Linked DNA regions of Homo sapiens: all the other regions are linked to region 3. A link is a contact called in ENCODE Hi-C or POLR2A ChIA-PET data. All regions are on one chromosome and are shown on one strand. Each heading gives the region's core, a stretch centred on a gene start or an enhancer-like site at or near the end of the contact. The rest is flanking DNA. Distances are from core to core; before and after follow the strand shown.

Evidence for each region. Hi-C counts contacts between places; a loop is a spot of excess contacts on that map. ChIA-PET counts read pairs that join two places held with the same protein, here RNA polymerase II (POLR2A). Pooled maps may share reads with other maps.
Region 1: a map of naive thymus-derived CD4-positive, alpha-beta T cell shows a loop between it and region 3 (14-fold over the local background). The contact joins the promoter of C12orf76 here to the promoter of PPP1CC in region 3. A Hi-C loop is called at or near these places in 1 of 168 maps with a recorded cell type or tissue (naive thymus-derived CD4-positive, alpha-beta T cell), 1 of 37 single-sample maps with no recorded cell type and 7 of 50 pooled maps.
Region 2: a loop to region 3 is called in a map of CD8-positive, alpha-beta T cell, with 13 times the contacts of the local background. The contact joins the promoter of ATXN2-AS here to the promoter of PPP1CC in region 3. A Hi-C loop is called at or near these places in 4 of 168 maps with a recorded cell type or tissue (CD8-positive, alpha-beta T cell, chondrocyte and naive thymus-derived CD4-positive, alpha-beta T cell), 1 of 37 single-sample maps with no recorded cell type and 16 of 50 pooled maps. POLR2A ChIA-PET finds 5 or more read pairs at or near these places in 1 of 52 experiments (AG04450).

The regions. Positions count from the first base shown.
Region 1 is chr12:110,047,264-110,049,963 of GRCh38, forward strand. C12orf76 (chromosome 12 open reading frame 76) reads right to left here and starts at 1,259. Exons shown (of 2, transcript NM_001389625.1): 1 at 1,100-1,259. The coding sequence starts at 1,232. RefSeq lists a silencer at 968-1,027 and an enhancer at 1,948-2,207.
Region 2 is chr12:111,598,141-111,600,840 of GRCh38, forward strand. It overlaps ATXN2-AS (ATXN2 antisense RNA), which reads left to right and starts at 1,358. Exons shown (of 2, transcript NR_146497.1): 1 at 1,358-1,413; 2 at 1,688-2,115. It overlaps ATXN2 (ataxin 2), which reads right to left and starts at 1,175. Exons shown (of 25, transcript NM_001372574.1): 1 at 644-1,175. The coding sequence starts at 894. RefSeq lists silencers at 540-589, 680-849, 910-1,219 and an enhancer at 1,680-1,909.
Region 3 is chr12:110,741,548-110,744,247 of GRCh38, forward strand. PPP1CC (protein phosphatase 1 catalytic subunit gamma) reads right to left here and starts at 1,344. Exons shown (of 7, transcript NM_002710.4): 1 at 1,106-1,344. The coding sequence starts at 1,160. RefSeq lists enhancers at 1,069-1,577, 2,339-2,700 and silencers at 1,215-1,274, 1,435-1,574.

The DNA of each region.
Region 1 (2,700 bases), core at 9-2,508, 690 kb before region 3:
TGAAGATATCCTCCCACAACTTATGTTTCAAGCCCCCAAACAGGTTCTAGTATTGGCCTCATCATTTCCTAGCTATGTAACTTTGGGCAAATAACTTCACTTCTCTGAGTTTCATTTTCCTTATCTGAAAAATAGAGCTGCAACATCAGGTGCGGTGGCTCACACTTGTAATCCCAACACTTTGGGAGGCCGAGGCAGGAGGATTGCTTGAGCCCAAGAGTTCGAGACCCCCACCTCTACAAAAAGTAAACAACAACAACAACAAAATGAGCCAGGTGTGGTGGTGCACGCCTGTAGTCCCAGCTACTCGCCCGGGATGCTGAGGTGGCAGGATCACTTAAACCCAGGAGGCCGAGGCTGCAGTGAGCCAAGATCGTGCCACAGCACTCCAGCCTGGGTGACAGAGGAGACACTATTGTAAAAGAAAAAAAAAGGGCTGCAAACCGTACGTTTCTCATTAAGTTATTGTAAGGCTCAAATGAATTCGCGTATACAAAGTGCGTAGCACAAGACATGGGATGTAGGAAATGCTCAAAAACTGTTATCATTTTTGCAATAAATACTGGCTCCTCTGGGAAAGAAGAGGGGTGGGGTAAATGATGTGCCTTGTTGCCTAGCCTGAGCCCACACTGCCAGAGAGGAGAGGACCCAGAATGAGACCCAGGTCTCCCGATTGCAGTTCATTCATGGGCAAGCAGTACATATTGAGAGCTTACTGGACACCATGCCAGGCTTGAGACCAGCCTGGCCAACATAGTGAAACCCCATCTCTACTAAAAATACAAAAATTAGCCAAGTGTGGTGGTGTGCGCCTGTAATCCCAGCTACTCGGCAGGCTGAGGCAGGAGAATTGCTTGAACCTGGGAGGCGAAGGTTCTGGCACATATTGAGCACTTGCTGAGAGGCAAAGTTCAGGCCTTCTGCCCCAGGCTTTTGGAGAGGGAGTCTCGGGGCCCCCTGAGGGGCCTCACCTGCACCCCCCGCACTCACCCATCTCCCCACTCTATCCCCTGTCCGCTCCGTACATGCCCGGCTCCAGCACCCGGAGCAGTGAAAGCTCAGGCACTACCCGCCGCCCGCCAGCCCGAGGGCCGCTCACCCAGGTTCTGCCCTCGCAGCACCGCGTACGGCCGGCTCCGCTCCAGCGGATCCACGGGGCTCGGGGCCTCTGCCTCCCCCACCAGGAGGCTGCAGAGGCCAAGGTACAGCCACGGTAACGCTGGACGCAGCATCTTCCCCAGCCCTGCAGAAGCAGAGAGGCCACTTCCGTCGCAAGCCCTGCCTCTGTCTCCTCCCAGGTCTCTCTGCGTCGCTGCCACCGCCCTTAGGGCGCGCGTCATTGCCATGGTAACTGTGCGTCCTGGTCTAAGTTCCGCTTCTGCCTAAGATTTGTTCCGGATTAACGTTCCTCAATAACTAATGTTTCCCCCGGACCAACTTTCCGTTCAGATCAACTTTCCGTCTGTGCCAACGTTCGCCGCGATTACCGTTCTGCTGTGGTTAGCGTTCCCTCATCCATTGGGGTCGAGGTCTTGTAGGTCCATTTGGGGCCTATTGAAGATTTTTTACGAATCCATGCATTTTCTTATTAAACCTTCATTACGGGCCTGGAAAATAGATACTGTGTTTCTATAGTACAAATGCCATCTTCTCAGGGAGCCCTTGCCCAGACATCCTTTTCTAAAATTGCAACCCTCCCTTTCCCTTAATGTACATTCTCCCTACCTTCGTTCTCTTCCATTCCCCCCATTCACTTTAGACTCATCACCATTTACCTTATACATTTAACGTACATTTGATGATTTTCTGAGGACCTGCTCCGCCCTAGCATGTAAAGTCCACGAGCACAGCGATTTTGTTCTTGCTCTCTGCTCTGTCCCAGAGACTGGGGGAGAGAGAGACCCTCTCATTTTGTTTTATATTGTTTTATACTCAGTACCTGTTTTAAGAAGAAACAACAAGGAAGTGAAACCAAAGACGGGCAGCCCGGCGCCAGGCCCGAAACCAGGCCTGGGCCTGCCTGGCCTAAACCCAGTTTCATGTGTGTGAAGAGACCACCAAACGTGTGTGAAGAGACCACCAAACAGGCTTTGTGTGAGCAACATGGCTGTTTATTTCACCTGGGTGCAGGCGGGCTGAGTCCGAAAAGAGAGTAAGCAAAGGGTGGTGGATTATCATTAGTTCTTACAGGTTTTGGGATAGGCGGTGAAGTTAAGAGCAATGTTTTGCGGGCAGGGGTGGATCTCACGAAGTACATTCTCAAGGGTAGGGAGAATTACAAAGAACCTTCTTAAGGTTGGGGGAGATTACAAAGTACCTTAAGGGTGGGGGAGATTACAAAGTACATTGATCAGTTAGGGTGGGGCAGAAACAAATCACAATGGTGGAATGTCATCAGTTAAGGCTATTTTTACTTCTTTTGTGGATCTTCAGTTACTTCAGGCCATCTGGATGTATACGTGCAAGTCACAGGGGATGCGATGGCTTGGCTTGGGCTCAGAGGCCTCACACCCAGTAGCTAAAAATCAACTCATAACTTAGAAACCGATGTTATTCATAGATTCCAGACATTGTATAGAAGAACGTTGTGAAACTCCCTGCCCTGTTCTGTTTCTCTCTTACCACTGGTGCATGCAGCCCCTGTCACGTACCACCTACTTGCTCAAATCAATCACGACCCTTTCATGTGAAATCTTTAGT
Region 2 (2,700 bases), core at 108-2,607, 860 kb after region 3:
CACGAACGCAGAGGGGTGCGGGGGCCAAGGCCCACTTGTCTCCACCCCGTCCTCCGATCTTTCCCAGGACTCGGAGGGGGCGGGGAGAGAGCCCCGACAGACCCTGATGATTCCGGAGGAGCCCGGTGCCTACCCCTTTAACCGGCACGGGGGACGCGGCCCTAACTTCTCCCCTCCAGAGATGTCCCCCATGGAGGGGGACATGTTCCGGAAAACGCCACCACAGCCTCCAGACCCCTCCAACGTTCACACCTAAACCGGGAGTGGAGGAGCTGCCCGAGCATCCCCACGCTGCGGGCGGAGGATCGTGCGGAAGGGGGAGCCGGGGCTGACCATCGCCGCTACCCGAGAACCCCTCCCAACACGCGTGGGGAGGGGAGGCCGCCCGCTCCCTCCATCTTGACCGCCGGGGGAGGGGGCGGGGATGCTGCGGGAGGCTGGACAGGCCTGACAATCCCAGAGGACCCCGGCTGCGCCCACCGGCCGAGCCTCGGGGCTCAGGCCCGAGCGAGTCTCCCCCGCGCTGCCGGCCCCCAGCCCACCCCGGGTAGCCCGGCGGGTCACGGGGCGGGGACGGCGGCGCGGGCCGCGGGGGAGGGGACGCCGGGCCCGGAGCGGAGGGGGCTGGGGTGCCGACACCCACCTGCCCAGGCCGGGCCTCCCGCCGCCGGAGGTCGCCGCGACCACCGAGGAGGGAGCCGTGGCCGAGGACGAGGAGACCGAGGACGAGGACGGCGAAGGCGCGGCGGCGGGCGACGCTAGAAGGCCGCTGCCGCCGGGCTTGCGGACATTGGCAGCCGCGGGCGGCGGCTGCTGCTGCTGCTGCTGCTGCTGCTGTTGCTGCTGCTGCTGCTGCTGCTGCTGCTGCTGCTGCTGCTGGGGCTTCAGCGACATGGTGAGGGGCCCATACACCGGCTCGCACGCCGGGCGGGGACAGCCGGGAGCCGGGCGCGCCAAGGAGACGCCGGAACGCGGCGGGGACGCGCGGGCGCCGAGCGGGGAGGCGCGGGTTGGCGCGGCCGGAGGGGCGCCCGGGCTGGCGAGGGGGAGAAGGAGGACGACGAAGGGGCGGGGAGGCCCGCCGAGACCAAGGAGCCGCCGGGAGCCGGGCCGAAACGCGCCGCCGCCGTTGCCGTTGCTACCAAAACAGTCTGAGGCGGAGGGAGGCGAGCTCTGCCGGGAGGGAGGGGGGCCGGGGCCGGGCGGGGGAGGGGCGGCGGAGGGATACGGTCCCGGGGCCGCGCCACCGCCGCCCCGCCCGCTCCGCCGCGCCGGCCGCTGGAGCGAGCGCCACCCGGGCCACCTGGCTGCGGCGAAGCGGCGAGACTCGGTGGCCACCGCGGGACTCCGAGGAGCTGCGGCCGCTGAGCGCATCGGAGGGCGGGCGCGCCGAGGCGCCGGGTGGGAGCGGAGGTGCGGATAGGGACTCTTTACCGGAAGTCGGAGGGGTCAGACGGAAGCAGAACGTGAGGTGGCCCCGGGGCCGGGAGGGACACGTGAGGAGCGGGCGGCGCGCTGGGTTGCTTTCTCGGGGGTCGGGTGAGGGCCAGGCGGCGGTCCCTACCCGGATCCGCCTTCCTCAAGGCGGGTCTGCCCTTCGGGGAGGGCGTGTCGGTCTCAGCCTCTGGGGCCTGCCTGGTGTGGAGGACAGGAGAGAAGCATTTCTTCTCCTACTGTATTCCTTCAGCATCTTCACTTCTGCGGGGACCTAGTTTGCCCCCACCTGATGCAACCCAGAAAATGGACTGACTGCGAGTGCCTTGGGGCGGAGAATGTGTCTTGCTACGTGTAAAGCACCTAGAACCCTGCCAGATTCAGGGGACACAGCATCCTGCCGTTTTCCTGCCGTCCCCCGCCCGCCACACAGTAGGCGCTCCAGTGGCTCGGGGCATCTACCAGGCAGGCCGCGCTGTCCTGCCCTGCCGGGGCTGGAGTGGAGCAACCCTCCGGGGCCACCCACATCTGGGTACCTTTTCCCCACTTTTTCCACCCCAGCCGCGCACAGTCACCAGAAAACTCTTTTAGGTATCTGACCTTCATTTGAACCTATGTTCCCTCACTTGAACTTCTTTTTCCTCATTCATGAGATTCTAAAGGAAATATATGGGATTGGGACTGGTAGAACTACGGATAATGGGATCTCCCTCGGTAGAGACAGAGCCGACCTCAAAACAATGTGCGAACTTTAGACCTTGGACCCTTTAGAAGTTTTAATTTAACTTACCCAGCCAGCACAGTAGACTCTTTTTAAAATGTGTTGCAGTTAAACTGGAAGCAAGTAGAAAGTAGGTAACTTTTTTTTTTTTTTTTGAGCAGTGAATCTATTGTTTTTTAAAGTGAAATGACTTCAGGAAATAATAGGGGAAGAAACACCAAAATTCCCCTCAATGTCCTAGAACTGTCCAGATAAAGGTAAAGACTTAGATAAACGTGGAGAATGATTGAACCAGCAGTTTTCAGTAGTCCAACTGAAATTAACCTCCTAGATAGTCCAGGCAAAAATGATCATTGTATTCTGCCAATGTAGGAAATCAGTTTTATTTCCCATCTAAGGTAAAAAGTAGATCAAGGGACCATTGCAAAACCCTTTAAAAATTAACCTAGCCTAGCCAACATGGTGAAACCCCGTCTCTACCAAAAATATAAAAATTAGCCGGGTGTGGTGGTGGGCGCCTGTAATCCCAGCTACTCGGGAGGCTG
Region 3 (2,700 bases), core at 94-2,593:
AACCTCGCCCCTCTCCCACATCAACATGAATCAATTGCCAGGCACCTCACAAGTCTTAGATGAGCCGAAATTTAAAGCTTTCTATTAACCTTTACTTAACCACTGGCCACCTTCCTTCCTACATAAGGTGACAGTGTTGTCTGTAGAGGGTTCTAGCTCCCGGCTATGTGGATTTGAAATCCAACTGTCACTAACTGTGTGACCTTGGTTAAGTGACTTCATCTCAGTTTCTTCTGTAAAATAACAAAAACAAAAAAAATTGCAAATATCTTGCAATGGGTGGGAGAATTAAATGAAATCTGTCTTAAGTGCTCAAAGAATGCCTGACACACAGTAAGCGCTTTAGAAGCGTCAGTTATGATTACAGTAATAATTCATGGACGCAAAGTGCTTAAGACAGAGCCTGGCACATTGGAAAGATAATGATAGCGTCAGCCTCGTTGGCTTCCTCTTCAGATGCACGCTCAGGAAAAGAGCGCGGAGACCTCTCCAAGATTAGAACAACTTAAAAGGATTTGGAGGGCAGGCGAAGACAGGTTCTCACACCTCTTGAGACATGAACGCTTGTTACCAAGTAACAAGAAATGGGCCCCCCAAGACCCCAGAACCACGAAAAATAAAAATAAAAGCAAGCAGGAAAAGAGCCCCCAAACCCGGCGGAACTCATGCCCTCATCAAACTGCCTTCCGAGAGGACGAGCACCGAAAAGTCCATCTCGCACAGCACGGCACACGTCGTCCAGGAGGCTGGACTGGGATCCCCAACCATCGCTCCAAAGACCCGTCCAGTGCGCGGGGGCAAACGGGTAGGGGCGGGAAACGTGGGGGTGGGGAGCGGAGTTTTCAAATTCCACGGCCGGGAGGAAGCCTGCATCCTCGTGCAATGAATGAGCGGAGCCTGGAGGGTCCGCAGCTGGCGACAAGTTGGGAATCCCGGGCTGGCCTCCCTCCGGCTGCAGTCCCCGGCCCGTGGGCCAACTCGAGGAGCTCACTCCCCACGGTGCTGCAAGCCCAACCGGCCTCCCAACTCCCCTCCCTCGAGCCCCCGGGGCCGCCTGCCGCCCTCAGGCCCGCCTCCCCCTTCAGCCGCCCGCCGCCCCCCTTACCTTCCAGCAGCCGTTGGATAATGCTGTCGATGTTGAGTTTATCTAAATCCGCCATCGCCTTCCCACCGCCGACCCTCCCGCAGCGGCGCCGCCGCCGGCTCGCGCCCGGGACTCACACCTCCTTTCCCACGCCACGAGCAGAGGCGGTGGTGGCGGCGGTGGCAGCAGCCGCGGCGGGTCCCCCCCCTGCCACCCCGCTCCCTACTTCCTCCTTCTCTCCCCACTGGAACCACGAGAAGAACAAAATGGCCGCCGACTCCTTAGACAGCCTCGGGCGGCGCACGGATGCGCGCGGGGAGTGCAGCGGCCCGGCCGGGACTTCTTTATGGGCCATAGGGGGCGCGGGAGGGGGCGGGGCCCGGGCGCTGGAGGGGGCGGGGCCCGGGCGCTGGGCGGGGCGCAGATGGCTGAGCGCAACCGCGTCCCCGCATGGGATCCTTCCGCCAAACGGGCCGAGTAAATAGGCCCGCCCCCAATGCCGGGCCCGAGCGAGAGTTGCAAAGTTGCACGCGGGAGTTGGGGCTGGGGGAGGAAATGCAGCTGTGCACACCGCCGGTTGCGGCCATCGCCGGATCTTGTGCATTGAGTCTAGATGTTTGCAGACCTGGACAGGTGGGAGCTCACCGAGGGATTTCGGGGGTCCTGGAACTTACCCTTTAAGATAAATCTGGGGTGAGGATGGAAAAGAATAATAAAGAAAAGAAGGTTGACTTATTTTGGATTCAGATATACTGGAACTTGGGACAAGAGAAAGGTTTATTTGGTAACTAAAAAGAAAAAACCCTCTTTCAGATAAGTCAAAATGTAACAGTTAACTCATTGTGAGTGGTGGGTATATGGGTATTTGTATATATATTTTTTGTGCACTTCTGTAACTTTAGGGGTAAAAAATCCATACTCAAAGAAAATTTTATCATTTCTGTCCCTTGGATTTATCTTCCCTGAACTCGGAAAGTTATGTAATCATCGGGACGGTTATCCCGATTCTAGCCAGGGCAAAGTTGAACGAGCGCGTGCAGCAGTTAAAAGGGGAATTTGCAGATTTCACGCGTGCAGGCCGGGGGCGGGAAGAGAAGATGCAAGCTGCGCGGGCGGTCCTGGGTTCTGCAGACACCCGAAGAAACTTTGGCCCATTCCTCTCTGGCTTCCCAGCCTCCCCGAGGGCACTCCTATCCAAGGGGCCCCCAAACTGTGCCACCTCCAGGGGCTGCGCGTCGACTTTGGCTGGGTTTGGAAGTACAGCCCACACTCAGCAAACAGATCGGCTCTCTTTCCTGACCTTTCCATGTACGTTGCTTCCTGCAGCGCTTTACATTTTGCAAAGCCCCCTCTCTCCGAGAAATTCATTTTGTTTCCCAAGGCGTGCAGGATGCACGAATCCCCATCTCAGTATGCCACGAGGTAATTGCACCACCCAGGCATCCTCTTCCAAAGCAATGTCCTCAGGGTGCGGGCTCCATGTCCCCTTACTTGGGCCCCCTCGCTACTGGTGCAGGGCCCTTGAGTTTCAGAACTCAGCCTATCGATCCACTTTCCTCAGGCACTAACTCACTTTCCCCTGCTACAGCTCTGTCCACCAGAAGTCACATAAGTGC